Linked DNA regions of Homo sapiens: region 1 is linked to region 2. The links are chromatin loops, found by intact Hi-C in ENCODE. Cell type or tissue: chondrocyte. All regions are shown on one strand. Links, peaks and the distances in the headings refer to the core of each region. The heading gives the core; the rest is flanking DNA. Region 1 overlaps HORMAD2 (HORMA domain containing 2). Region 2 has its middle 9.5 kb from the start of AP1B1.

The links. Hi-C counts contacts between places; a loop is a spot of excess contacts. Peaks named below come from ENCODE experiments on the same cell type or tissue, not always from the same donor. Only the 100,000 strongest peaks of a DNase experiment are listed, where the experiment ranks them.
Region 1: it touches region 2 in a loop (9-fold over the local background); 18 of 110 quality-filtered maps call a loop at or near these places.

The regions. Positions count from the first base shown.
Region 1 is chr22:30,081,827-30,099,214 of GRCh38, forward strand. It overlaps HORMAD2 (HORMA domain containing 2), which reads left to right. Exons shown (of 11, transcript NM_152510.4): 2 at 12,090-12,177; 3 at 17,026-17,167. The coding sequence starts at 12,127. Among named protein-coding and RNA genes, the nearest start is that of HORMAD2, 10 kb to the left of the region's middle. In chondrocyte, for the core only: a CTCF peak has its summit at 7,264 (motif pointing left); no DNase peak of the experiment used is centred there.
Region 2 is chr22:29,391,018-29,405,176 of GRCh38, forward strand. It overlaps a transcript of RFPL1 not described here. Among named protein-coding and RNA genes, the nearest start is that of AP1B1, 9.5 kb to the left of the region's middle. In chondrocyte, for the core only: CTCF peaks have their summits at 4,131 and 4,337; no DNase peak of the experiment used is centred there.

The sequences.
Region 1 (17,388 bases), core at 4,192-12,191, 700 kb after region 2:
CTCCCACCTCGGCCTCCCAGAGTGCTGGGATTACAGGTGTGAGCCACTGCACCTGGCCCCTTTTCTTTATAGTTTTATGTTTAGGTTTAAATCCATGATCCATTTTGCATTAATATTTGTATACAGTGTGAGATTTAGGTTAAGTTTCTTTTAATTCTCTGTTCTTCCCCCCACCCTCCAGATGTCCTTTTGTTTCAGCATCATTTGCTGAAAAAAAGATTCTTCCTCCACAGAATTGGATCTTCTTTAAATCAAAGGGGTTGGAAGATGTCTGTGCTCCCTTCCAGCTTTAGGAATCTATTGAACCCATTTATGTTAACGTACACTTCTTTTGAGTAAAGCCATTCTTAACAACATGCATGTGTAAGGAAGGTAATATAGTTACATTTCAGAATCCAGCTATTGGATAGTGTTCACCTGATAGAAAAGGGATTTTCTTGTAAAAAACGGTTTTTGAAGATTGAGAAAGATGGGTAGAGAGCCTTCATAAATCAACTATGATTATATTTGGGAAAATGTAATAAAACTTTGGCTTTTGCTTCACTTGGAATGGTTAAAAAAGTGGTTTAGGCCTTAGTAAACTAAACAGCAGCTGGCTAATCTTTATGTGAATCTTGGACTCACACATAGTAGGGGTAAAATAGGAAGTAATTGTGCCACCATATAAAATAGGGCAATTGAAGGCGTGGTGTGGTGTCTCATATGTGTAATCCCAAAACTTTGAGAGGCCAAGAGTTCGAGGCCAGTCTGGGCAACATAGTGAGACCTCCCCCTCCACCCGCCCGCCCAACTCTACAAAAATAAAAAATTTTTAAAAATTAGCAGGGCATGGTGGTGCATGCATATAGTCTCAGCTACTTGGAAGGCTGAGATAGGAGGATCACTTGAGCCCAGAAGTTTGAGGTTGCAATGAGCTGTGATTATGCCAGCCTAGGTGACAGATCATGCCACCGCACTTTACTCTGTCTCAAAAAAAAAAAAAAGAAAAGAAAAGAAAAGAAAATGAATACACAACAACAAAAAAAATAGGGCAATTGAGATATAGGTCAAGAGGTAAGCCTAGAGTGAATCTTTACCAGAAAGAGCATAGAAATATTGCCTCTTTCTCAAGAAGATCATAATCCTTGTCACAAAGTAGACATATCAAATGTAAGAGTGAGGGTCAGTTGCAGTGGCTCACACTTATAATCCCAGCACTTTGGGAGGCTAAGAAAGGAGTATTGCTTGAGCCCAGAAGTTCAAAACCAGCCTGGGTAACATAGTGAGACCTCATCTCTACCAAAAATAAAATTTGCTGAGTGTGGTGGCACATGGCCTCTAGTACTAGCTACTTAGGAGGCTGAGGTGGGAGGATCACTTGAGCCCAGGAGGTCGAGGTTGCAGTGAGCCAAGATTGCGCCACTGCATTCCTGCCTGGGTAAACAGAGTAAGACCTTGTCTCAAAAACAGAAGAGGGAATGGTATTGATGAACTGTGAAGTTTCAAATATGTGTGGATCTAATTTGCAAACAAATATATAAGAGAATGACATTGCAAAGTTAGCTTTCAGTTCTTAAAATCCATAGTTATGAAATCTCTTCTAGGTTTTTAGATAATGAGCCTGAACAAAGGGATAACACATAGAAAAAATCAGACCTATTCTCTGAGAATGCATGCTCTCTAGAGTCATACCTCCTGTGAACTTGTGAGCTTTTAAAATTAAGCAGGGTTTGTACTTAAATAGAAGACCTCCACAAAACACCTGCTCAAAGGGAAAACAGTAGCAACAGAATAATTAGAGGCTGAAAGGAGTCTGGCTTTTTTTTTGAGACGGAGTTTCACTCTTGTTGCCCAGGCTGGAGTGCAATGGTGCAATCTCGGCTCACTGCAACCTCCACCTCCCGGGTTCAAGCAATTCTCCTGCCTCAGCCTCTCAAGTAGCTGGGATTACAGGCACCCACCACCATGCCCAGTTTTAGTAGAGACGAAGTTTCACCATGTTTTTTGAAAAAATAATTTAGATCTTTTTGCCTTCCTGAAGCAAGCTCATGCTAGAACACTAGAAAGAGACCCTCCCATGTTTAGAAATAAGTAGGCAAGCCGAAGAACTAAGGAGGCCCTGGTAGTACATCATATTAGATAGAATGAAAGCAAAGGAGAATTTCATTTTGGAGAGTCAGTCTGGAAAAACTTTTAAATTGTGAGCCAGACTTGTTGAGTTTTAGTCTCAGTTCTGTTACTGAGTGGCTGACTAATCCCGGGTAAGTCTAGATTTTGAATTCCCCATCTAGAAAATTAGATATTTGGACTAAATTACTGTCTTAGTCCAGTTTGTACTGCTGTAACAATACCTGAGGCTGGGTAACTAAAAAGAGCAGACATGTATTGGCTTATGATTCTGGAGGCTGGGAAGTCCAAGAACAAGGATATGCATCTTGTAAGGACCTTCTTGCTGTGTCATAACATGGAGGAAGGCATCACCTGGTAAGACAGAGAGAGCAAGGAGAGAGAGAGTGAGTGTGCCAAACTTGCTTTTATAACAAATCCACTCTCCTGATAATGAACCTGCTCCTGGGGTAACAATATTAATCCATTCATGAAGGCACCTAATCACCTCTTAAAGGCCCCAACTCTCAACACTTGCATTGAGGATTAAGCTTCCAAAATATGAACTTTGGGATACACATTCAAACCATAGCAATGATATTTAAAGTTTCTTCTACCTTTAAAATTTTGTGGTATTTTTCTAGACTCTTAATTATTCCTTGTTCCTATAGTTCTTCTCTGTTGACTCAGCAAATATTTAGTTAGTTAAGTTAGGTTTTTAATTTTTTTTATTTTTTACTTATTTATTTATTTTTAAAGTAGAGACAGGGCTTCACCATGTTGGCCAGGCTGGTCTTGAACTGCTGACCTCAAGTGATCCATCCCACCGTGACCTCCCAAAATACTGAGATTACAGGTGTGAGCCACCATGCCCAGCCTCAGCAAATATTTATTGAGTACCTATTTAGTTCCAGTACTGTGATGATGCTGAGAGTTCAAGAATGAGCTAAACGGCCAGGCGTGGTGGCTCACGCCTGTAATCCCAGCAATTTGGGAGGCCGAGGCGGGCGGATCATGAGGTCAGGAGTTCGAGACCATCGTCGCTAACATGGTGAAACCCCGTCTCTACTAAAAATACGAAAAAATTAGCCAAGCATGGTGGCAGTCGCCTGTAGTCCCAGCTACTCGGGAGGCTGAGGCAGGAGGGTGGCATGAACCCGGGAGGTGGGTCTTGCAGTGAGCCGAGATTGCGCCACTGCACTCCAGCCTGGGCAACAGAGCCAGACTCCGTCTCAAAAAAAAAAAAAATGAGCTAAACAAGACACAAAAGATCACATATTGTATGGTTTCATTTATATGTAATGTTCAGAATAGGCAATTTCATAAAGATGAAAGGTAGGTTAGTGGTTTCCAGCGGCTGGGGAAAGGAGAGAATAGGAGTGACTGCTAATAGGCATGGGATTTCTTTTAGGGGTGATGAAAATGTTCTGGAATTGATAGTGTTTGCATTATTTTGTGAATACACTAAATTGATGGTTTATACTATATTAAACAGATGGTTGCAGAATTTTGTGAATATACTAAAACCCACTGAATTATACCTATTAAAAAAACTTTAAAGGCTGGGTGCAGTGGCTCATGCCTGTAATCCCAGCACTTTGGGAGGCCAAAGTGGGCAGATCACTTGAGGTCAGGGGTTCTAGACCAGCCTGGCCAACATGGCTAAACCCCATCTCTACTAAAAATACAAAAATTAGCTGGATGTGGTGGCACACACCTGTAATCCCAGCTACTCAGGACGCTGAGGCAGGAGAATGGCTTGAACCCTGGAAACAGAGGTTGCAGTAAGCTGATATTATACCACTGCACTTCACCTGGGTGACACAGTGAGAGTCCTTTTCAATAAATAAATAAATAAAACTTTAAAATATAAAGAATGAGCTAGACTGACACAACAGCTAGACACAATTTTGCTCTCATGTTAGCTCACAGTAGGTCAGGGGATACTTAAAGACAACTATGGTACAGTATATATTGCAAAGGGCACATAACCCAGACTTCGTAATAGTGGTAGTGGGAATTAGGAAGTCATCCCTTAAGGAAATTTTACTAAGCCATATGATATGGTTTGGATTTATGTCTCCACCCAAATCTCATGTCAAATTGTAATCCCCAGTGTTGGAGGAGGGCCCTGGTGGGGGTTGACTGGATCATGGGGGTAGATTTCCCACTTGCTGTTCTTGTAATTATGAGTTCTCATGAGATCTGGTTGTTTAAAAGTGTGTAGCACCTCCCCTTTCCCTCTCTTCCTCCTTCTCTGGCCGTGTAAAACATGCCTCCTTCTCCTTCCCCTTCTGCCATGGTTGTAAGTTTCCTGAGGTCTCCCCAGCTATGCTTCCTGTGTAGCCTGCATAACTGTAAGTCATTTAAACCCCTTTCTTTATAAATTACCCAGTCTTAGGTAGTTCTTTATAGCAATGCAAGAATGGACTAATACACCATATCTATGAGATGAGTAGGAATTGGGAATGGAGGAGGATGTTTCAGGCAGAAGGAATATTGCAAAATCCTGAGAGCTAGAAGGAATATAGTCCTTTGGGGTAAAGAAGGTAAGAATAGCTGGTAAATAAAAGTATAAGGGAAAATAGAGCTGAGGCTAGGGAGGCATGAGTCAAATCTTGAAGCCATGGTAAGAGTTTTAGATTTTATCCTGAGAGTAGTGGGGAGCCATTGAAGTATTTCAATCTGGGAAAATGCATAGTCGAGTTTGTAATTTAAAAACTCTGGCTGCAATATACAGAACAGACTGGAGAAGGAGAATACCAGTGACAGGAAATTGGTGGTTGCAGCAGTACAGGCAAAAGATGAGACTGGTTGATTTAAAGTAGAGATGACAACAACCTGGCTAAAGTGAGGAGTTGGACACATTTGAGATATATATATATATATGTATGTGCAGGGGGACAGGGTTTCACTCTTGTTGCCCAGGCTGGAATGCAATGGCGTGATCTTGGCTCACTGCAACCTCCATCTACTGGGTTCAAGCGATTCTCCTGCCTCAGCCTCCCAAGTAGCTGGGATTACAGGCATGTGCCACTACGCCCAGCTAATTTTGTATTTTTAGTAGAGATGGGGTTTCTCCATGTTGGTCAAGCATGTGCCACCACGCCCAGCTAATTTTGTATTTTCAGTAGAGATGGGGTTTCTCCATGTTGGTCAGGCTGGTCTTGAACTCCTGACCTCAGGTGATCCGCCCACCTCAGCCTCCCAAAGTCCTGGGATTACAGGCGTGAGCCACTGCGCCTGGCCTACATTTGAGAAATATTAAGGTGATGGAACATGGGAACGAGGAAGGGATTAAGGTTGAGTCACAGATTTTGTGCTTGAGCAACTAGGTATGTGATGATGTCATTCACTGAGCGAGGGAACAGAAGTAAGTTTTTGGGGAAAATAATTCACATTCAAATGTGTTGAGAACATCAAGGTGGAACAGTCTTATGATCAGTTAGAAGAACAAGTCAGCAACTTCTGAGAGAGACCTGGGTTGGGGATATACACATAAGAATCAATAAGATAGAAGTTATACTTGAAACAATGGGAGTGTATTTGTTCATCCAGGGAGTGTGTGGTAGAAGTAAAAAAGAAGAGCTCTGTTTTAGTCTGTTCTTGCATTGCTATAAAGAAATTTCTGAGACTGGGTAATTTATAAAGAAAAGAGGTTTAATTGGCTCACAGTTCCACAGGCTGTACAGAAAGCATGGTAGCATCTGCCTGACTTTTGAGGAGGCCTCAGGAAACTTACAATTATGGCAGAAGACAAAGGAGAAGCAGGCACATCTTACATGGCCAAAGCAGGAGAGAGAGAGAGAGGAAAAAAAAAAAGGTTCTACACACCTTTAAACAACCAGATCTTGCAATAACTCACTCACTTACTATTGCAAGAACTGCACTGAGGGTATAGTGCTAAACCATTCATGAGAAACTGCCCAGATGATCCAGTTATCTCCTACTGTGCCTGGCCATGCCAGCTGCTAGGTAACTGAGTCAGAATTTGAACTTAGGTTCCTTAACTCTAAAGGCTCTTTCTACTAGATTATACTGCTGGTTATTTCTCTCTCTCTCTCTATATATATACATATATATATACACACACATACATATATACATATACAGATCTGTATATGTGTATACACACGTACACACGTATACATATACACACACGTACACACGTGTACATATACACACACGTACACACGTGTACATATACACACACGTACACATGTGTACATATACACATATGTATACACGTATACCTATGTATACATATATACATATATACCTATGTATACATATATACATATATACACATATATACATATATACACACATATATACATATACACACATATATACATATATACACACATATATACATACATATATATACACATATATACATATATGTATAAAATTTAATTTTACTTTTATAAATGTCAATTCCTAAGGAATTTACCAAATGCTAATATTAACCTGCTTGAATCCTTTCTCAATAGCAAGTGTCCTGAATGCCTCAGAGTTTTCAATGGTAATATTAATTTAATCTAGGCCATCCATACATTGCAAAAATATGGATGTAGTAATGCCTTGTGTTCTAATTGGCTGATGCTATTTTCAGAGCTTGATTCCCTAGAAATGACATCAGAATGTCTATGATCATAGAGAAATTTTTAAAACCCTACTAATTTAGAAAACTATTTAGTTTTATTAAGTAAGTTTTAATAAGTAAGTTTTATTAGTTTTATTAATTTTATTAATTAAAAAAGTTAATTTAAAAATTAATTTAAAAATTAAAAAGTAAGTTTTATTAAGTTTTATTAGTTTTATTAATATTAGTATTCTATACTAATATAGAAAACTATTCTAGAAAATCATGATTTCTCTTATTTATTGTGTCTAAGACTAATAACTACCCCAGTAGTGGGTAGTGTATTATGGTTTAATGGGCTGGGACTAGATCTTAAACTCTTAGAGCTACTTTGTTTCCCATTTTATTTTTTGAAATTTAAGGGGGACAACTGATGTATTAGATATGAAGGTTATAGTCTCAAATCAAGTAAAGATAGCTTGGAATCTTTAAGGGTTAAAGAACTATTGGTGGTTTTCAGTCTCATATATAAAATATTGTAAAAGAGTGTCCCCTAGTGCCCCTCTGAAGAAATAATTTGAAAGAAATTTAATATTACCACCTATTTATAATCTCTATCACCACCTTGTGGCAGTGTTCGCAAATAATTCTGCCCTCTTGGGAAAAATCTTCAAGAATCTTGCATTAATGGATACACAAAAACCGGTCACAGGCTATCCTTGGTGATCCAGAATGGAATATCTTTAAAGAAGTTATTTTACAAGTATTTTGGTCAGAACTTCATAAAACCTTGAAAAGAAGCCCCAGTTGAAATTAAATTAAGACTTTGTAAAGAAAAGGGAAAATTTGCTGCTGCTTCTTTTTTTTTTTTTTTGAGATGGAGTCTGGCTCTGTCGGCCAGGCTGGAGTGCAGTGGCGCAATCTTGGCTCACTGCAAGCTCCACCTCCCGGGTTCACGCCGTTCTCCTGCCTCAGCCTCCTGAGTAGCTGGGACTATAGGCGCCTGCCACTATGCCTGTCTAATTTTTGTATTTTTAGTAGAGATGGGATTTCACCATGTTGGCCAGGATGGTCTTGATCTCCTGACCTCGTGATCCACCCGCCTTGGCCTCCCAAAGTCCTGGGATTACAGGCATGAGCCACCATGCCCGGCTGCTTCTTTTTTATATCAACAAAACAATAAGGGTGAAAACTAGATGTATTTTAAATATTAACTTTTTTATTGTGGTAAACTGTAATATGAAACTCAACACCTCAGCTTTTCTAAGTGTACAACTCAGTGACACTAAGCACATTTGCAATGTTGTGCAACCATTATCACTATCCATTTCTAAAACCTTCTCATCATCGTGAACAGAAACTCTATACCTATTAAACTCTTTATTCCTTCTACCCCACCAGCACCTGGTAACCTCTATTCTACTTTCTGTCTCTGTGAATTTGCCTACTGTAGGTACCTCATATAAGTGGGATCATATAATATTTGTCCTTTTATGTCTGGCTTTTCACTTAGCATAATGTTTTCAAGATTTATTCACATTGTTGCATGTATCAGAACTTCATTCCTTTTTAAGATTGAATAGGGGTCGGGTGTGGTGGCTCATGCCTATAATCCCAGCACACTGGGAGGATGAGGCGGGTGGATTGCCTGAACCTAGGAATTCAAGACCAGCCTGGGCAACATGACAAAACCCCATCTCCACAAAAAATACAAAAATTAGCGAGGTGTGGTGGCAAATGCTTGTAGTCCCAGCTACTCGAGAGGCTGAGGTGGGAGAATCATTTAAGCCTGGGAGCGGGAGGTTGCAGTGAGCCGAGATCACGCCATTGCACTCTACTGTGGGTGACAGAAGGAGACCCCGTCTCAAAAACAAAACAAAACAAACAAATAAAACAATTGAGTAATATTCCATTGTAAATACCACATTTTGTTTATCCATTCATCTTTTAATAGACATTCGAACTGTTTCCATCTTTTGGCTAATATGAATTATGTGGCTATGAGCATTGGTGTACAAGTATCTGTTTGAGTCCCTGGTTTCAATTCTTTTGAATATATACCTAGAGATGGAAATGCTAGATAATATGGTAATTCTGTTTAACTTTTTGAGGAATGCCATTGCTATTTTCCACAATGGCTGCACCATTTTCATTCCCACCAGCAATGCATAAGGGTTTTAATTTCTCCACATCCTTACCAACTTACTATTTTCCATTTTTGAATAATCATTTATAAAATTTTTAATTGACACACAGTAATTGTACATATTTATGGGGTACAGAGTGATATTTTGATACATGTATACAATATGTAATGGTCAAGTCAAAGCATATTCATCAATTCAAACATTTATCATTCTTTGTGTTGAACTATTTTAAAATATACAATAAATCATTGTTAACTGTGGTCACTCTACAGTGCTATAGAACAATATAATTTATTCTCCTATCTAGCTGTAATTTTATATCCATTAACTAACTTCTCCCTATCCAACCTCCTCCCTGCTGCCCTTCCTAGCTTTTAATAACTACTTCTGAGAGCTCATCTGTTTTAGCTCCCAGATGAGTGAGAACACATGGTATTTATCTTTCTGTACTTGACTTACTTCACTTAAAATTATATCATCTAGGTTAATCTCTGTTGCTGTGAATGACAGATTTCATGCTTTTTTAAATGGCTGAATAATATTCCATTGTGTATATATATCCTTTCCTTCCTTTCTTTCTTTTTCTCTTTCTCTCTCTCTCTCTTTCTTTCTCTCTTTCTTTCTTTTTTTTTTTTTTTTTTGACAGAGTCTTGCTCTGTTGCCCAGGCTGGAGTGCAGTGGTGCAATCATGGCTCACTGCACTGCAGCCTTGAACTCCTGGGCTCAAGTAGTCCACCTTAGCTTCCCAAGTAGCTGGGACTATAGGTGCGTGCCACCACACCCAGCTAATTTTCGTATTTTTTGTACAGATAGGGTTTCACCATGTTGCCTAGGCTGGTCTTGAACTCCTGGGCTCAAGCAACCTGCCTGCCTCAACCTCCCAAAGTGCTGGGATTACAGACATGAGCTGCCACCCCGGCCTATATTTTATTCATGCATTCATCTGTTGATGGACACTTAGGTTGATTCCATATCTTGGCTATTGTGAATAGTGCTGCAATAAACATGGAGGTATAGATATCTCTTCCATATACTGATTTCTTTTCTTTTGGATAAATACCCAATAGTAGGATTGCTGGATTATATGGTTTCTATTTTAAGATTTTTGAGGACCTTCCATACTGTTTTCCATAATGCTTGTACTAATTTACATTCTTACCAACAGTGTATAAGAATTTTCTTTTCTTTGCATCCTTGCCAGCATTCGTTATTTTTTGTTATTTTATTTTATTTTATTTCATTTCATTTTTTGAGATGGAGTCTTGCTCTGTTGCCCAGGCTGGAGTGCAGTGACAAGATCTTGGCTAACTGCAACCTCCACCTCCCCGGTTCAAGTGATTCTCCTGCCTCAGCCTCTCAAGAAGCTGGGACTACAGGTGCATGCCACCACACCTGGCTAATTTTTTTTTTTTTTTTTTGTATTTTTAGTAAAGACAGGATTTCACCAGACTGGTCTCAAACTCTTGACCTCAGGTGATCCACCCACCTTGGCCTCCCAAAGTGCTGGGATTACAGGTGTGAGCCACCTCGCCTGGCCATTTTTTGTCCTTTTAATAATAGCCATTCTAACTGTGGGGAGATGATATCTCATTGTGGTTTCAATTTGCATTTCCCTGATGATTAATCATGTTGAGCATTTTTTCATATACTTATTAGCCATTTGTATGCCTTCTTTTGAGAAATGTCTATTCAGATCCTTTGCTTTTTTTTTTTTTTTTTGGCTTTTGAGTTGCTTGCACTTCTTGTATATTCTGGATATTAATTCTTTCTTGGATGAATAGTTTTCAAATGTTTTCTCCCATTCTATAGGCTGTCTCTTCACTCTGTTGGTTATTTACTTAGCTGTGTAGAAACTTTTTAGTTTGATATAATATCATTTGTGTATTTTTGGTTTTGTTACCTGTGCATTTGAAGTCTTACCCATAAAATCTTTACCCAGACCAATGTCCTGAAGCATTTTTCCTGTGTTTTATAATTTTGAGCCTTACATTTAAGTCTTTAACATATTTTGAGTTTATTTTTGTATATGGTGAGAGACAGGGGTCTCTCATTCTTCTGCTGTGGATATGCAGTTTCTCCAGAACCATTTTTTGACAAGGGTATCTTTTCCCCAATGTATGTTCTTGGTGACTTTGTCAAAAATAAGCTGGTTGTAAATAGGCAGATTTATTTCTGGGTTCTCTATTCTGTTCCATTGGTCTATGTATCTCTTTTTATACCAGTGCCATGCTGTTTTGGTTACTATAGCTTTGTAGTATATTTTAAAGCCAGGTAATGTGATGCCTCCAACTTTGTTCTTTTTGCTCAGAATTACTTTAGCTGTTCAGAGTCTTTTGTGGTTCCATAGGAATTTTAGGAGTTTTTTTCCGTTTCTATGAAGAGTGTAATTGGTATTTTGACAGGGATTGCATTTGAATCTGTAGATTGTTTTGGGTAATTAATATGATCATTTTAGCAATATTAATTCTTCTAATCAATGAATACGGGATGCCTTTCCATCTTTTTGTGTTCTGTTCAATTTCTTTCATCAGTGTTCTGTAGTTTCATTGTAGCAATCTTTCACTTTCTTAAATTTATTCCTAGCTAATTTTTTTGGTAGGTATTGTAAATGAGATTTCTCTCTTGATTTCTTTTTCAGCTAGTTGAATGAATAACTATTTTAATGGGTATGAAGTATAAACATTAACTTCTGAGTTGAATTTGCAAATAAGTTACAACTGAAGTTAGTTCAAGAAATGTTTTTGAGCCTTTGCTATATTGTTACACTCTGAGGGAATAACAAGGATTAATAATATATATTGAGTCTCTAGGTGATTTACAATGTATTTTCTCCTCTGAATATATTTTTGAACAAATAAATAATCTTATAATTTTCATTGAGTGGGTGGAAAAATTCATCCAGAGACCTTATGCCAAAATTATAGATAAAAATGTTTATTAAACTTATTTCCCAATGAGTATGGTCAAATTTTAATTATATAGTTCTCCTTTGGAAAATTAACAATAGGTACTTTTTTCAACTCAAATTCATTTTATCGTTTAGATAGAGCCTGATAGAATTATCTTAGCATTCATTCTTCCTTTGCTCTTCAAAATGTAGCTTGGTAAATTTCTCTCTGAACTGAACAATCTTGAAAACAGTTTATACTTAACTGTCTTTGATTTTAATTTTTTGTTTGCTTTTAGACTTTTTCAGTTTCATTTTTGGGCAGAGTAAGAGAGGAAGCATTATATTTGGCAAGGTCTCTAATTAATTAATTATTTTTTAATAGGTTGGACTTGTTGAAATAATCCTGATACATTCCTACAATGGCCACTGCTCAGCTTTCTCACTGCATCACAATACACAAGGCTTCTAAGGTATTTGTTAAGAATTAAAAGAAAATCAATGACCATTTAGTGAGTTAGTTCAGAATTATGATTTTAATCTTTTGTGTGTGTGTTTTTAAGCAGCAGTTTTATCAGTTAATTGGCACATAATATTCTGGGAGAGTATGTGTACATTTTAACTGCCTAATAGACCAAGGACCAGAAAATTAAAATAAATTTCTACAAAGTTACTTACTGGGTGCTTGTTTCATGTTTATGTAATATATTTAGGTCTTCTAGAGTAAAAGAAATCAGAAACAAAAAGATGTTTAAAGAGAATGGTTCTTGGTTAGACATTCACTTCCTAAAGTGTTAGGAAACTTGTGTTGCACACCATGGTGTAATTATAAGAACAGAAGGGGAGAGCACTGAGAGAAACTTGGATGCTAGGAGGTCTAGGGGAGCATCCCAGGGCCAGGCATATAGTTTAGTTTGTCTCATGACATTCATTAATGCATCCTTTGTTTATTCATTGAGACTAAATATTATGTAGTATAATATTCATTATACTGTGTAACTCACTGATAAAATACAAAAATATGATCTTCATCTTCCAAAAGTTTATAATCTGGTTAGGAGTTAAGTCAATATACAAAGCGATATATGATTTATATATATGTGAAAAAGAGTAAGACAATGCAAATTATAGGGATTTATTTAGAGATTTCATGTGGACTGGAATGGTTTGTATATTCCTCATGAAAGAGGTAAGACTGAAGGTGGACAGACCTTGAATGATGAAGATAATTTGCGTAGAGGGGAGAGAATTCCCTGAGGAAAACCCAGCATATGCCTTGGCTCAGAATAAGAAATAAGATGGGCTGATTACAAAATTGGCTGACTGGTTTTGGACTGCCTTGCAGTGAAATGCATGGTAAAAGCATTGCACTGTCTTTTCCTATAACATCTCTCTCTTTTTCTGGGGATCCAGGATCTAGTATAAAAATGAGACCCTTAATTTTGGGGATCTGTTTATACCTTCCATCTGTGCCTGTTTATTAGGCCCTAGAAACTACATGCTTTCCTGGGCCTGTTTTTCCAAGGACTCCACCCTGAAGCCAGTAATCCAATTAAGAAACTTAAAAACTGGCAATCGAAAAATCTTACAACTACTGGGTCTTCTTCTGTCTGTGTATTTATATGTGTTGCATGTATGGTGTTTACATAAAAGAGTGTTAATTAATTGGCTTAAAGAAAAATAAACACTTAAATCAAATATTTTGTCAGAAAAATTAAAACTTTAGTGCCTTTTAGTTTACATGACTTTAATAATCTTTGGAAAATACAGATTATTGGTAAAATGAAAATATCTTCAAAATTTAGGCACTTGATTTAGGTCAGATATTAGGTTTGCTAAAGGCTTTAATGTCATAAAATGCTTCTTTGATTTTTAAAAATTGTTCAGCTTACCTGCTTTGGAGCCATTAGAGTCTAGGTAAAGCCTAGGGACATGTGGAGTTAGCCATGTCCCCTGGCTATGCTGGGAAAAGTCAGACTTTATCTGCACTCCGCCTTCAAAGATTATATTAACTGGTAATAAGTATTATCCTTGTAGTATGAATTAAGAGTGATACAGAATGTAAGCCACACGAGGGAGAGGATTTTTATATGTTTTGCTCACTACTATGTCTCAGAACCTAAAACAGTACCTAGAATGTAGTAAGATTAAATGCATATTTGGATTAAGATTTTCATACTTTGGAAATGGGAAAAAGAGCATGCCTGGCTGAAAGAACTGCATAAGACAACATTTTCCAAACTTATTTGACCAGCAAACACTTAACATTTTTACTGGGAGTATATATTCATATAATGCATAGGTGTACAACTAAATGAATTTTTACGAACTTAACACATTGTTATAAGCCAGAAGCCAGATCAGAAACCAGAACACTACCAGCACTCCCTCTCATGCTGTCTTCTAGTTATTATTACCTCTCCCCACCAAGAGAAACCACCATCTTGACATCTAACAGCATAGATTAGTTTCACCTGCTATTGTACTTTATATAAATGAAATCATATACTAATACTCATTTGTATCTGGTTTCTTTTGCTCAGCATTGTGTGTGAGAGTCATCTATATTACTCAGTATAGTTACAGATCATTCATTCTCATTGCTATATAGTATTCCATTGGGGGCGTATACCCCAGTTTTATTTATTCTACTGTTGATGAGCATTTGGGTGGTTTCCAGCATGGGTCTATTACAATAATGCTTTTCTGAATACTCTAATTCATGTCCTATAGTGAACATATAAGCATATGTGTTGGATGTATACCTATAAGTAAAATATAAGTCATAGGATATGTGTATATTTAGCTTTATTATATACTGCCAAGCACTTTTCCAAAGAGGTTGTGCCCATTTACCCTCCCACAACCAGTGTTTAGGAGTTTTTATTATTCTACATCCTTTTTAAAACTTTTAGCCATTTTGGTGGGTGTGTAGTATTCTCTCATTGTGATTTTTTTTTTTTTGACAGTCTCACTCTGTCACCCAGGCTGGAGTGGTGCAACCTTGGCTCACTGTGATCTCTGCCTCCAGGGTTCAAGTGTTTCTCCTGCCTCAGCCTCCCAAGTAGCTGGGATTATGGGTGCCTTTTACCACACCTGGCTAATTTTTGTATTTTTAGTAGAGACGGGGGTTTCACCATGTTGGCCAGGCTGGTCTTGAACTCCTGACCTCAAGTGATCCGCCCACCCCAGCCTCCCAAAGTGCTGGGATTGCAGGTGTGAGCCACCACCCCTGGCCTCCTTGTGATTTTAATGCTCACTTCCCTGATAAAGTTTAAACACTTTTTCATTTGTTTATTGGTCATTTGGGTATGCTCTTTTATTGTCTATTTTCACACAAGTAGACACTTTTCTATTTGATTGTCTTTCTTAAAGAATTTTAGGAGTTCTTTATACATTCTGGATATGAGTCCTTTGTAAGACCTATGCTCTTAATAGTATATTAATGAATGAAGTTCTAAAGTTTAATATAGTCTAATTTGTTAATATTTAGAAAATGCTTTAAAATTATAATGTATTGACACAACACCGGCTGGAATTCATGAGACATATTTTGTGCTTGGCTTAAAGAAAACAGCAAAAAGCAGCCTCACAGAATAATTATGACAAACAGATCAAATTTTTATTTTTATGTTAATACATAAACACAGTAAACATTGTGTATACAATAAACATAGTATGTCAAACATATGTTGAAATGATAATTTGAGATACCGGCACAACCCATCCATCAGCAAATATTCTACTCTTGGTAGACACCCCTTACATACTGAAGCAAAAGTCACAAATTCATATATCAGTCGCTCTCTTATCACATTCCTTTTATGGCACACTATTTCTTAAGGAAGACTATCTAATCATTTAAGAACAATGATTTAAGTTTGTTTACTATGTTGTATATATATACACACATAAAATTTAGCAGGAAGCTATTCCTAGTATTGATACTTTTTACAGAACACTATGTGACATCTTACAGAAGCTTTGTGTTCCTCAGACCTCTGGCTTAAGCAAAGCACAAAAGTATGGAAAAACATGGCAGTAGAATAGTAGATGAATAGCCACAATTCCACATAGCTAGACAGCAGAGTGCATGGGAGAGAATAAGGGAGTGTGGGCAGGGAGGAAGGGGTGCAAGATGAGGCAGGAGAGCTAAACAAGAATAAGATTTTGACAGTTCTGAAATCCCACTCTAAGGTACTTGAACTCTCTCCTGGATGAACACTGGCAGTATCATGATAAGATTTGTATCCTTGAAAATTAATTCTGATGGCAATATGGAAGACAGGTTGAATGAAAGAATCGTTAGCAAAGAGATAAGGGGCTACTGCAGTAATCAAGGAGAGAATTGAGTATGTCCTCGGTCAAGCCAGTGGCAGTGAGCAGGGAAAGGAGAAAATAGATTTGAGAACTCTTTTAGAGAGAATTAATAGAATTTAGTGGGGTATGAAGGAGAGAGAAGACAAAGATGAAGCTGCTTCTAGCCTGGATGACTGGAGTAGTGCTGATTCACTAGTCTGAGAATGAGACTTGGGATCAGGTTTTAGCCAGGGGTGGCAGAGATAAACTGAGTTTAAGGGATCTACAAAGTGGTTTAGGTGCAGATGTTCAGGAAATAAAAATATAGAACTGGGACTCAGAACAGAAATAGGGACCTGAATTCCTTTTTGTATAGGCTGTAGCTGAAGCTATGAAACTAGATGAGATTATTCAAGAAGACAGCTATAAAAGAGAAAAAGCCTGAAGACAGAATCCTGGGGGATAACCAATATTTAAAGAGTAGAACAACTGGAAAAAATAAAAGAGACTGAGACAGATATGTACGGATAGGTGAAAAAACAAAGTAGTGTTGTGGCACCTTGGAGAGGAAAAGAGAGTATGTGGGTAACAGTGTCAGATAATATAAAGAAGTTACATATTATGAGGAATGAGAAGAGGTCAACTATAGGATTGTACTTGGTGACTTTGGAGAGAATAGTTTAGAAAGGAAAGGAGGAAAATCCAGATTGCAGCGGGGTCTGAGGAGTGTATGAGAGGGAAGAAGATTATATAATCATAGTAAAACTCCAGTTTCATGGATCATTGTGAAATAAATTGTTTTAGTCTTGAATTACTTGGGTAATTGTTTCTGCCTTCTGCTCTGCCTTGCCTATGAAGATCTAATTTAATGTAATATTCAAAGCGCTATTTCTTTTTGATTACCTTCAAAGATATCAAATTTGAAGTCCTGAGAAATCTTTTCATCATATATGTGGTAATGATGTGCTAAACTGAATATATTAAATAATACTAATCTTTTTTCACCTCCGTTGTTTTTCCAGGAAACAGTTTTCCCATCCCAAATCACTAATGAGCATGAGTCATTGAAAATGGTGAAGAAACTTTTTGCTACTTCCATCTCATGTATAACATACCTAAGGGGCCTGTTTCCAGAGAGCTCTTATGGAGAACGCCATTTGGATGGTAAAGTTAAACTAACTAGTCTCTTTGGCTGTTGTAGCCCCTTTCTCTATTTAGCAGGAATAAACCTTTCACGTCTCACAAAGTGTGCTAATTCCAACTTAAGGGCCTGTTCTTCAAGACCAATTTGCTAATCCATTTTCCATTTTAATTTTACTGTGTGTAGTGATTTTACTTATAGGAATTACTAGTTCCTAGCTAGACGCCAGGTGACAGATGGAAGA
Region 2 (14,159 bases), core at 1-8,000:
TGTAGTCCCAGCTACTCAGGAGGCTGAGGCAGGAGAATGGCGTGAACCCGGGAGGTGGAGCTTGCAGTGAGCCAAGATTGCACCACTGCACTCCAGCCTGGGCGACGGAGTGAGACTCTGTCTCAAAAAAAATAAAAATAAAAAAGTAGTCAGGGAACAAATGGAATTTTTTTTTCTTTTGGCTTCAACAATGGAATTTATTTTCTCACAGTGCTGGGGACTGGAAGTCTAAGATCAAGGTGTTGGCATGGCTGCTTTCCTCTGAGGCCTCTCTCCTTGGCTTGTAGATGGCCGCCCTCTTGCTATGTCCTCACACGATCTTTCCTCTGTGTGCCTGGAATAATTTTATGTGTATGTATGTGCCATGCAGCATGTGTGATATGCAACTTTCTGGAGGAACTGCCCTTCTCTGATGATAGATGTTGGTAAATGCCACCCGCCTCAGTGGAAAACAAAATTTCATTGGGAATGTAACATCAGAAGAGAAAAATTATCCTACAAAACAAACCAACAAACCTAAAGGTATCAAGCTGGAGAGCTTATGTGCAAGTGGCAAGTCAGTGGTTGAAGGAGTCAGAGCTTTAAGATTTCCAAGGAGGGAGAGGTCACAGCACCGGGCGGCTCAGGAAGGACTTCCTGGGGAAGATGGCATTTGCGCTGTCTTGCCGAATGAGAACAGAGTTGCGTAGGCTGAGAGAGAAGGAAAGGGTAATCCAGAGAAAAGAACTGTGCCGAGGCAGGAAAACCTCACGGGCCCACCCCCACGCCCAGTGCAAGGGAGCCAGGTGTCTGAGTCCTGCAGAAAGCATTTTCCAAGCCTCTGGTTTCAGCCAGGCCCTGGGCTGGGTGCTGGATAGTCAGATGGGTGAGGCTAAGGCCCTGCCCTTGCTCAGCCTACAGTTTGCAGGGAGAGGGGGTGACAGAGGAGCAAGTCACAAGTGTGACTGATGCTGTGAGAGGGGACATACTGGGAGGCTATGGGAGTCCAGAGCTAAAACTGAAGTTCCTTTGGGTTGGAGGGACCAGGGATGCCTGGACAAGTAGAAGGTTTTTGTTGTTGTTGTTGTTTTGTTTTTGGTGAGCCGGGGTCTTGCTCTGTCCCCCAGGCTGGAGTGGAGTGGCAGCAATCTCGGCTCACTACAACCTCTGCCTCCCGGGCTCAAGCAATTCTCCTGCCTCAGCCTCTCGAGTCGCTGGGATTACAGGCGCCCACCACCAAACCCAGCTAATTTTTGTATTTGTAGTGGAGATGGGGTTCCAACCTGTTGACCAGGCTAGTCTTGAACTCCTGACTTCAGGTGATCCGCCCGCCTTGGCCTCCCACAGTGCTGGGATTATAGGCATGAGCTACCACACCTGGCTTTTTTTTTTTTTTTTTTTTTTTTTTTTTTTTTAAGACAGAGTCTCCGTCACTCAGGCTGGAGTGCAGCTGTGCAAATTTGGTTCACTGCAACTTCTGCCTCCCAGGGTCAAGCAATCCTCCTGCCTCAGCCTCCCAAGTAGCTGGGACTGCATTTGCACACCACCATGCCTGGTTAATTTTTGTATTTGTAGTAGAGATGGGGTTTTGCCATGTTGGCCAGGCTGGTCTCAAACTCCTGACCTCAAGGGATCCACCTCCAAAGTGCTGGGATTACAGGCATGAGCCAACACACACGGCCAAGTAGAGTGTATTTAATCAGGAACTGCAGAACAACAGTGAATGTTTATGGAACATGTAGCGTGGCAGGTAGTGTGCAGAAAATCTCATTTGCTCCTGACATCGGCCCCATGAGGAAGGGGTTGTTTTAGCTCCATTTCATCTTGGGGGGAACTTCAACCCTGAGAACTTAAATAGCATGTGAGTGACAAGGCTGAGGGCCTGGTCCCAGAGCCCCAGCTGTCATGAGTTTCATTCATTCTCCTAAAATATAATCATCACTGCCATCTGAGCCAGGAACACTGGGGATGCAACAGTGAACAGGGTATGGCACAATCCCCCCTTGGGGGCTCACTGTTGAGTATGGGAGAAAGATAAACAAAGGGACAATTATAACTCAGAGTGGTAGGAAGTACCAGGGAGGCACAGGGGATGCAGGCACCAAATTCAGCCTGGGAAAGTCAGGGAAGTCTTCCTGGAGGAAGTGACACCCAACCTGAACTGTGAAGGGTGAGACTACTACTAATAGTTAACCATTAACCAGGCACTGTGTGAAGCGCCTCTGCATATTAACTCATTAAACTTTCCCAATAATTCCATGACAGTTCCATGACTGTCCCCAAGTAGAGATAAGGAAAAGACCAGTGGGTAGAACTGATTTCTTCCCTACTTCCATGAGGGCCTGGACCTGCTCTCCCACAGCATGATCTGGCAGGAGAGCTAAAAATATACTAGTAAGAGGAAGTACAGTTCAAAGTAAAAGGCTGGATAATTACAGCTTGCAGAGGTGGGTGACAGAAGTGGGGAAGGGAGCATCTAAGGGAACTTCCCTCTCTGCCCCCACCACTAAACCCACCTAGCTACACTGCCTGAGTCATCCACACCATCAAATGCTGACAGCTACAACTGGAACTGCCACACCTGGGGCACATGTGGGTGCCCCGGCCCTCTGAGACCCCAGGCCCAGGAGAAACTCCTTGCCCTAGGATGTGGGGAGCAGAGCCAATGGTAGCCAAGCCCACCTGGATAGAGAGAGAGAGAGAGAGAGGGCGCTGGCTTCCTCCCAAGAAATACATACTTCCTGACAATAATACTACCTCCTGGCTAGTTTTTATTTTTATTTATTTATTTATTTTGAGACAGAGTCTCACTCTTTTTGCCCAATCTGCCTACCACACCCAACTAATTTTTGTATTTTTAGTAGAGATGGGGTTTCACCATGTTGGCCAGGCTAGTCTCGGAACTCCTGACCTTAAATGATCTGCCCGCCTTGGCCTCCCAAAGTGCTGGGATTACAGGCATGAGCCACCACGCCCGGCCTATTTTTATTTGTTTTAGAGATGAGGTCTCACTATGTTGCCCAGGCTGGTCTCAAACTCCTGGCCTCAAGTGATCCTCCTGCTTTGGCCTCCAAAGTTCTGGGATTACAGGTATGTGCCCCTGTGCCCAGCCAGGACATTTTAAAACTTTTCTCCAAGCCCCAGTGTTTTTATACCCTGCCCGATTTGAGCTGGCTGGTGGAGACAGGGCTGTCCAGTTCTTTGTTTTTGAGACAGAGTTTCGCTTTTGTTGCTGCAAGCTCCGCCTCCTGGGTTCAAGTGATTCTCTTGCCTCAGCCTCCCGAGTAGCTGGGATTACAGGCCTGTGCCACCACTCCTGGCTAATTTTGTTTGTTGTTGTTTTTGTTTTGTTTTGTTTTGTTTTGAGACGGAGTCTCGCTGTGTCGTCCAGGCTGGAGTGCGGTGGTGCGGTCTTGGCTCACTGCAACCTCCACCTCCTGGGGTCAAGCCATTCTCCTGCCTCAGCCTCCCGAGTAGCTGGGATTACAGGCACCCACCACCATGCCTGGCTAATTTTTGTATTTTAGTAGAGAAAGGGTTTCACCATGTTGGCTAGGCTGGTCTCGAACCCCTGACCTCAGGTGATCTGCCCGCCTTGGCCTCCCAAAGTGCTGGGATTACAGGCGTGAGCCACTGCACCGGGCCTGGCCAGTTCTTTGGGCCTCAGTTTCTCTTCTCTGCGAACTGTGCACCCACCATGGGCCAAGCATCGTTGTATGCCCTTGACATCCATCAATTCATTTAACTCTCACCGTTCTCAATAGGTAGATGCTAAGATAACCCCATTTTACAGATGAGGCCACTGAAGTCCTGAAATGTTGAGGGACTTTCCCAGCTTCCCAAAGCAGCAATGGGCCTAGCGGAGAGTCAAGGCCAGGGCTGATGACGGCAGGCCTCATGCTTTCTTCTCCACTCACCCTTACCTGCTTCATGAGGTTTCATCCAATGCCAGGAAGGTTGAGAGTTCGTGCGGTCTCGTGAAATGACCCACTGTGACCCCTGCCACTGGCATTCTGTGACCCTCAGCAAGTCCCTTCCCCTTTCTGATACTCAGAATCTCAGAGCAAAGTCCTTCCCATCCTCCCTCCACAATGAATGGGTGCATAAGTACATGAACAAATTAAGTATTCTTCCCCTCTGCGCCCACTAGAGTGCGCACAGGTGCCACTAACCGCCACCGTTCCCTTCAATTGCCATCCTTTCACAGGGGCCGCTGTGCCTTTCTATATACATTCCCAGCCTTTCCGCACTCTTGTTCCTCTGTGATTACTATTCCTCTACTCCAGTCTCTGTTTGCTTGCTGGTTTTTGTTGTTTTCATCCTGCAAATCTCTAAAAGTTGCCACAGAGCCTTTCTAAAAGGAGGCAGGAGGTGGCTTTGTCCATAGCCTCAGGAACACCAGCCTCCACCTGCTTGCTGAGGGCAGGCAGCTTCCCATCCCTCCCGCCCAGCCCAGGCCTGGCACAACCCCCAGGGCAGAGAGGCCTAGAGCTTGCCAGGGATCCCAGCCTTTGCCTCCAGCTCTCCTTGCTGCAGATGTCCTCAGTGCACCATTTCTAGTCTTCCCAGTAGCAAATTCCTGCTCAGCCCCTCCTAGCTGTACACCACAGGCTCCCTCTTGAAGAGCTCTGCTCTCTCAGGTACCCCTGTGCTGAACTACCCTCCGCCGATGCATCGAAAAAGCCCAGGCTCTCAGATGGGCACAGTGGCTCACACCTGTAATCCCAGCACTTTGGGAGGCTTAGGCAGGTGGATCACCTGAGGTCAGGAGTTCCAGACCAGCCTGGCCAATATGGTGAAACCCTGTCTCTACTAAAAACACAAAAATTAGCTGGGGATGGTGGTGAGTGCCTGTAATCCCAACTACTAGGGGGGCTGAGGCAGGAGGATTACTTGAACCTGGGTGGCAGAGGTTGCAGTGAGCTGAGATCATGCCCGTCCACTCCAGCCTGGGCAACAGAGCGAGACTCTGTCGAAAAGAGAAGAGAAGAGAAATAAGAGAAAAGAGAAGAGAAGAGAAAGAAAAGAGAAGAGAAGAGAAGAGAAAGAAGAGAAGAGAAGGAAGAGAAGAGAAGATAAGAGAAAAGAGAAGAGAAGAGGCCCAGGCTCTCAACCCCACCTGGGCTCAGATCTTCAGCTATGGGACTTCAGTTTCCAGTCTGAAAAATGGGACTTGCTATGGTTTGAATGCATCCCCCAGGAAGCACATGTTGGCAGTCCCCACTGCAACAGTGTTAGGAGGTGGGGCCTAATGGGAGGTGTTTGGGTCATGAAGTCTGTACTCTCATGAGTGGATTAATGCCAATCACAGAAGGGCTTGAGGCTGTGTGTTAGATCTCTTGCACTCTCTCTCACTCTCTCTCTTTCTGCCATGGGAATATGCAAGGAGGCCCCCACCAGATGCCGAGCAGATATTGGCACCATGCCCTTGGACTCTGGACTTCAAGAACCATGAGCCAAATACATTTCTGTTTATTATAAATTACCGAGGTATTCTGTTAAAGCAGCACAAGACAGACTAACATAGGTTGGTTGTGCCTTCTTGCAAGGTTGCTGTAGAGATTAAATTGTAGAACTAATGTACAGTGCCTGGCATCTATAAGTCCCCCTTAAATGGGAGCTTTTGTATTAATTTAATTTGTATTAATTAAAAAAAAATAGAGGTTGGAGGGAGGTCTTACCATGTAGTTCAGGCTGGTCTCGAACTCCTGGCCTCAAGTGATCCTCCTGCCTTGGCCTCCCAAAGTGCTGGGACTACAGGCACGTGCACCACACCTGGCTAATTTTTGTATTTTTTGTGGAGACAGGGTTTTGCCTCATGTGCTCAAGTGATCCACCCACCTTGGCCTCCCAAAGTGCTGGGATTACAGGTGTGAGCCACCACACCCAGCCTGAAACTTCTTTTTTTTTTTTTTTTTTTTTTTTTTTGAGACGGAGTCTCGCTGTGTCGCCCAGGCTGGAGTGCAGTGGCTTGATCTCGGCTCACTGCAAGCTCCGCCTCCCGGGTTCACGCCATTCTCCTGCCTCAGTCCTCCCGAATGGCTGGGACTACAGGCGCCTGCCACCGCGCCCGGCTAATTTTTTTTGTATTTTTAGTAGAGATGGTGTTTCACCGTGTTAGCCAGGATGGTCTCGATCTCCTGACCTCGTGATCCGCCCACCTCGGCCTCCCAAAGTGCTGGGATTACAGGCTTGAGCCACCGCGCCCGGCCACCTGAAACTTCTTAAGTAGTTCCCACAATGACATAAGTTCAACAACTGAGACAAATCTCTTAATCTATATGCCCTGGTGTTTCCGTTTCTGTGCTTGAACCCTGACTGAATTGGGGGGATACACTGATTCAGGTCTTCAACTGGTTCAGCTCTAAGGCAGGTCCTTAGAGCGTGAGGTCTCCAAAACCCATCAGCCTTGGGTCCTCCTGGTGGGACTTGCTCAGAGTCCAGTTTTCCTAACCGCCCTGTAGCTACCAGTGGCTGGACGAGGACAGACTTTTCCCAAGCCAGTGCCAACAGCAAGAAACTGCAGTTACCTGCCGACCGATGGGCCAAACAGAACAAAAGAAAACCCAGGATTGGACCTAAAAACCAGATCTTCTGTATCAATAGAGGGTCTTTTGATAAGTGGGCATCTTGGAACTGGGGCACTCTGGGAACAAAAGTGGTGATGGGACTCTGTGGGTGAGTGTTAACCCCCATTCTCCTATTGGGATAGGGTTACATGCTCCCAGGAGTGGGGTTTGGGTCTCTGCATGCAGATTGGGACCCTGCTTGAGTAGTGCCCACTTCTAGTTGGGTAAAGAGGCATGTGGAAGCTGAGCTTCCATCTGGGGCTGAGCTGGACTTCATGACACCCAGACTCTCCAGCCCGGGCCTTGGCTAGTTCCCAGGGGGCTCTGAGGCCATGTCCAAGGGGACAATGATGGCCCTCAGTGTGACAGGGTGGCTGGGAAGTGGGAAGAATCCATGGAAGGGGGGGTTGGCATCTGGCTTGCCCGAGGGGTCTCCCACATCGAGCAGGGCAAATTCCCCACGCAAAGCAGCAAGCTGCACCTGTCAGAGCTCTCAGTGCTGTGGCTCATCCGCTCTACCCTGGGCAGCTGGTGGTACGAAGCTGGTTAGTGCCATCTGAGACCACCACTGGGGCTGCACTCATGGGGGTGTGGGAAGGCTGGAGATGGCAGGCCTCAGCCTCATGAAGATCTCTGTTACTCCTTTGCTAATTACCAACAGTGATCCACTGACCCCAGTTCAGGCCTCAGTTTCCCATCTGTACAACAAGGGGACTGGACTGGATGATCACTCATTTGGCTTCCAGCTAGGACTCGTAATAATGGTGATGATGGTGATGATGATGGCGGTGCCATTTGCCAAAAACTCACCATGTGCCAGACTCCACGCAAAAATCATGAAACTGGACTGGCTCCCTTAATCTGCAAAATATCCCCACGGGGCAGGCACAGTTGTTATCCCCATTTCGTAGTTGAGGGCATGCAATCCTCGTGCAGTTGGAAAGGAGCTGAGCTGGGAGGAAGATAGGACAGCCACATGGATCTAGATCGGGACCCAGGTTCTGCTGTTTCTAGCCGTGTGACCCTGAGCAAGTCACTTGCCCTTTCTGTGCCTCTGTCTCCTCTGATGCCCATTCCTCGGGGCTGCTATGTGGCCTAAAGGAGGCAATGCACTATGCGTGGTGCACAAAGAACACACCGTAGTCATCAATCATTGTGATGATTATGGTTTTTCTTTTAGTCTCCCGTGTAGCTAGGTATGGCCATATGACTAACCTTTAAGCCAATGATTTGTAAGCACTGTCCTATGTGGAACTTCCAGAAAATCTTCCTTCTTCTTCCTGTCCTCCATCCTGCTCTCTGGAACGAATATACAAAAGCTGAAGATCAACAGCCACCCTAGGCCACAAAGATAGCAGGGATGGGCCACACTGTCTCTTGACTCCCTTACTAGAAGACAAGTTACACAAGAACAGAAATCTTGTTTATCTTGGTCAAAGCGACCTCCAGAACACTTACAAAGTGTGTGTCACGTGTTAAGGGCACAGGTATTGAATGACTATTGAATGAATAGGTGAATAAATGAATTTACTTCAGACTCACCAATAAATAAGGTTTCAGCTTCCTTCATAGAATTAAAGTATTGATTAATTTAAGTCACATTACTTCTATTTGCTTTCCTTTGCTCTCCCAAACTTGCACCTGTCATAGAAGGATAGTGTTTTGTTTTTTTAAATGTGCTCCAGAATTCCCCTCAAAAAAAAAAAAAAGTTTTAAAATCTATTTTCATGACAATGCTTCCCAGTATAGTCCTGCTTAGCAAGTTTAAAATTCTTCAGTTTTCTTGGTCATGGATACGTATTTTTGTGTACGTCTGTTGTTAAATGGAGGCACTGATTTGGAACAAAATAGACCTCACCTCAAGTCCATAAGAATCATCCAAAATGGTATCTAATGACATTCCTGGGACCTCAGCCAATATTATTATTGACATAGAATGCAGTCACTGGGTCCTGAGGATTTCATCGGATGTTGGTTGCTGAAACTGAACTTTATCGGGTCTTTTCCCCTTCCACTGTGGTTTTCCACATTTCAACATGTCACCTAACTGTCCTCAAACTTTACTTAAATCTTTTCAACTAAATGGAATCTTTATTACCCCTGCTCCTCTGCTTTTTGAAGCAACCGTTTTCCTCCTGTGATAACACTCCCTGTGGCCCCTTTTGTGGCCCCTTTTGTGGTCACAGGGTTTGTAAACATTCAGACTTTTTGCAACTACATATACTTTTATTCTTATTTTTCACTCTTCTCGCAGTTGTTGCTTTTTCTTTTAACTCTTTGAGGGAGTTAATTAGCCCCCTCTTCAACTTTTGTGATGCACCTATTCATATTTGAGCCTCTGGGTTTTTGCTCAAATTGCTTTTCAATTTACTCACTGTTGAAGAAAGCCATTATTTGGGGATTGTAAGGTGTATCAAGCTTTTCTTTTCTTTTTTTTTTTTTTTTTTTGAGACAGCGTCTGGCTCTGTCGCCCAGGCTGGAGTGCAGTGGCGCGATCTCGGCTCACTGCAAGCTCCGCCTCCTGGGTTCACGCCATTCTCCTGCCTCAGCCTCTCAAGTAGCTGGGACTACAGGAGCCCGCCACCGCTCCCGGCTAATTTTTTTGTATTTTTAGTAGAGACGGGGTTTCACTGTGTTAGCCAGGATGGTCTCGATCTCCTGACCTCATGATCCACCCGTCTCAGCCTCCCAAAGTGCTGGGATTACAGGTGTGAGCCACCACGCCCGGCCTATCAAGCTTTTCTAAAGTGTAGACTTCTCTATACATAATTGCCTCTTTCCTAGAGTAGTTATCTGACAAGTCTATTCAGAGAGCTGGTCATGAAAAGAGCTTTTTGTAAACCTCTCCTTTAGAAGAAATGTCTCTAGTCACACAGTGCTTTCTCCCTTCTTGATTTTGTATCAGTCCGAAGCTAATCTGTCCTCACTCTGGATTGCATGAACTTGTGCCTTCTTGGGCATCATGTGTTATTAATTCTCCCTCTCTTCCAATTGTAAACATGTTTCCTTTATTGGTTCTTACCATTTAGGATAAAAGTATACTCATCTTTATGGGGGGGGAATGAAAGCTTTCTTAACCATATATCTCCCTTCAACTGTTCCCACATCTCTCTTTTCAGCCATACTTTTAGGAGGAGAAGCCCTCAGTTGATGTCTTTACTTTCTCACCTCTAGTTCACTCTTTCCCCACTGCTGACGCTCAGCTTACTCACACACATCCTCAATCACTGAGTTGCCACAGGCAATGGCATCTGTGGCTTTTCTGCCTTCTTGGCAAAATATGGCTCTGTTGATTGGGGTATTAGGTATAAAGTACCTACTGACCAGGCCCTGTGCTAGGTGAGGCCATTACAGAAATGAGAAGCAGACACCACCTCCATTCCGATGAGACCCACCAGATCAGCCATTGCTGATGAACACTCAGGTGCCTTGACTCTCACTTTTCACTTTTGCAGTCTTTACTTCATGCCACGTACATTTCCCTATTCCCCAAGCCTCCTTTCTCTCCAAACCCCTCCCCTTATTAGACACAGCCTTTTAAAGCAGTCACGGTCATACCCATGGCTTCAATTGTATTGTATATGCTGTTATGACAATAGAATTTAAATGTTGTTCTTATATAACAGTTTTATTTTACGTGACACCTCATTCGCTACAACCATAAATTCAAAGTTTCCCTAAGAAAGTAATCACTAAAAAATTGTCATATTCTTAGTATGTAAATTTTAGGAAATTTCCTTAATGATTTGAGTTACTGTGTGTGTGTTACTTTTGAAAACATGAGTTGGGATGTCACAGAATGGACTTAGCCTACAGAGGTTTATATCCAATTTTCAACCAGACGGTTCCATTTCAATGTGACACTTAAAGAGTTCAAAACTGTCTCATTCCCCACACCTCTTTCTCGTCCTACATTCTCTGTCTAGGGGAGAATCACTGCTATTTACACAGTCCATCAAACTAGGGCCTTAGCAGCCTGTTTTTCCTTCCCCTCTTCTTCCACGTCTAATCACCAAGCACTTCCTCTTCTATCTCCCAGCTGATCACAAAACTTTTCCTTCCACTTCAGTCACTGCTGCTGCCTTTTTAGCCTTACTGTTCTCCAGATGAACATAGAGTATCTTAATCAGCCCCACTGCTTTCATAAAGCCCTCTCCACTGCGCAGAGTGACGTCACTGCAAACACATCGGATAGAGACTCTTCACCCCTGTGTGGTTCAGTGACTCTCGTTTCCAGAATAAAATTCAAACTCTACCCCAGCATCTAATTTTGGGTCAGATAGATCTGCGTTTTCATTCCAGGTTGATTCACTGTCCAGCAGTGTAGCCTCAGACAATTGAATCCTCTAAGCCTTTGTTTGCTCATCTGCCTGAACTCACGGAGGGTTGGGACTGTTTCACACATGCAGTATTGGCACTTAGACTTAATGTTGAATGAAGGGGAGGCATTTTAAAATCCACATCAAAAAACTGTTATTCTTTAAAAAAAATACTAATCTACAAGGTCACTGCCCCTCCAAGCATGACGTCTACCTTTACTTTCTGATAACCATGATCGGCTTGTGGGGATCAAGATTACTCAGGATTAAATCCTAGCCCCATCTTGAGCCGTCATGGAAACTTGGAGAAAGCTACTTAACTTCTCCATCTAGATTGATTCTGTAAAATCCATAAAATGGAATGGTTTCTGGGGGTTAAATTAGTATACCACAGCTGGAACACTGTCAGGCTTGCCAGATATTTACTATTCATCTTCATCAAATGAGGACAGTGGTTCTCAATTTTGTATAAGAAAAACACGCTTTATGCATTGTTAGTAAAAGAAATATCTGAATATCCCTGCCATGGAAGAAAGAAACAGAGGGAGAAAAGAGAGTTGGTAGGTCCTAGCATTTCAGAACTGGGAAGGATGAGTTCAGTCCCTATTTTATAGACAAGGAAGGGAAAGTGTGATGTGTCCTAGGGTTTCATTCAAGTCACAGTCATCACGCTTTATCGAGAGTGGGACCAGGGCTCTAGGAGTTGCTATGGTCAAGTTGAAGACAAAAACTAACACTTGTAAGACAGGAGAGAAGCATTTACTTACAAAGCAGTCCGAAATTTGTGTATAACTACATTTGGTGAGCAAACGAAAGCTGCCAGACTCAGAAAAACAGAGATGCTAATGGAACTGACTTTAGTAACCAGGGTTTTCCATTGAGTTCATTGCCCGGGGTGACTTCCAATAACAACCCCCGCCCCCCTGCACTTTTCTCAGGACTGGAAAGCTCAGGCAGCCCAGGACGAATAGTGCAGTCACCACAGAGGGACAGGGTGGCCACAAGGTGGGCAGCAGCAGGGAGGTGTGAGCCATTGGTTGGGTCTGTGGGGTCGGCCATTGTGAGCCACTAGCCTGACTTGGTTGTTTCCTGGTAACCAGGTGACATAGGAGGCTTTGTGGGTACTAGCCATTGGGCAGGGCCAGCAGCCTTCAGTAGCTGGTAGTGGAAGGAGGAGCTCTGACTACACTCTCACGACTGTTTTTTGCCTCTTGGTTCTTGTTATGTCCCTTTCTTTTTGAAATAAGACAGAAGGTCCCCACCTTCATAGACATAGAGAGATCCCATCTTATTTGTTTTTAAAAATAAATTGAAAAGTGAGGCGGAGCCTTGTGAGGATGATGGGAGAGGGCTTCCAGAGAGGAATTTCTTCTTTGGAATTCCTGAAATGGGAACAAACTTGTTTTGGGAAAAGGACAGAAAGACACAAAGGTGGCTGCAGCAGAGTGAAATGAATATGATGGGCTAAGGCCTCGTACACGTAGTGAGCATTGACAAAGAATATGGACTTTAGTTGAGATGGGAAACCACTGGAGGATTACAGCCTGGGGATTACTGTTAATTCTCCAAGAAGAAGACTGACCAGCGGCTGTGTGAGAATGTCCTGTAATGCAGGCAAGGGTGGAAGCAGGGAGACCAGCTAGGAGGCTGGTGGCGAAGTGCAGGTGAGAGTCAACAGTGAACAGACAGACGATCATGACCTGAAATAGGCTGACTTGAGAATCTCTAGAGTCAAGTGATCCTAAAAGTAGGTAATAAAGTGATAAATAGAGAAGTCACAGAAAAAGAAATGCAGACGATCCTTAAACACATCTTCACACATAAGAGAAAGGCAAATGACAACTATACTGCAGTGTCTCTCCTATTAAGTGAAATTCCAAAAACGTGGCAATACATTCTTTGGTTTGGCTGTAAGGAAAGTTGCATGCATATATTGCTGGTGGAAATGCAAAATGGCTCGACTCCACGAAGGGGAATTTGGCACAATCTCACAACCTTGCAAATGCATTTAAACCGGAAATCCTACTTTGAGGCATTTTATCCCGAGGGTATACTCCATAAATATGAAACAACCTATGCACAAAGTCCTTGTTGCATTATTTTCAATAGCTCAATATTGGAAATAACTGAAATGTCTAGTAAGGGACTAGTAAAATTAACTGGTACTTCCACCTAAAGGAGAACTATGGAGCTGTAAACAAGGGTAAGATGTCATTTTACTGCTATGGAGTGATTCCCAAGATAGGTTACACAGAAAAGCAAAAAGGGAGAACATGCGGTAACATACATGAAAGAAAGCAGGGGGAATAATGTGTGATTATTAAAACAAACAAAAAAACAACGCTGGGGAATTCTTGATGCTGACCTGTGACTGTTTTCTCCTTAACTTCAGTGGGTAGCCAAAGTGCGTGTTTTCTCAAAATGTTATTTTGCTATGGGTTTTCCAAAGGATGTTAACTGTTTACTTTTCACCCAGAAGCTTTGCTTTGTAATTGATTGTGCATTATGTAGTAAATAGACTGCTCTTGCATTTTATTTGATCCTCTCAATGTTTTAAGTTAGGTGTAATATGAGAATTTTCCTTGTGTCACATATGAGAAGGCTGGTTCTAATAAGTATAAAGTGAGTTTTTCAAGGTTTGAAAAAATAAGAGTCAGATCAAGAATGTAAATTCTAGACATGGCATATAAAACTAGAATTTATTACAAGGTGCATATGAGCTGCTTTGAATACTACCTCTTTTAAAAAAAATTTCCTTTAGTTTATTAAAGTAGTTAAGCCTCAGGATTAAAACAGTAACATTAGATAATGAGAAATAAAATGGAGATACTTGTAACTCAGTAATGCTTTTTATCTTTAAGAGACAGGGTCTTGCTTTGTCACCCAGGCTGGAGTGCAGTGGCCTGATCATAGCTCACTGCAGCCTCAAACTCCTTGGCTCAAACAATCCTCCCACATAAGTCTTCCACGTACCTAGGTAAACAAGAGCTCACTACCACACCTGGCTAATTTTTAAAACATTTTTTATAGAGAAGAGGTCTCACTATGTTGCCCAGGCTGGTCTCAAACTTCTGACCTCAAGCAATCCTCCTGCCTTAGCCTCCAAAAATGTCAGGATTACAGCCATGTGCCAGGACACCTAGCCCAGAAATGTTCCTAAAACTCTGAAAAATGAAGTTAAATGCTATTAACAAATCTATAAATGGATAAAAATATACTATGATATATCAAATGTCACAGCTCAGTCATGGTCACAACATTGATTAAAACGTTAAACAGTTTAGGCAAGTCT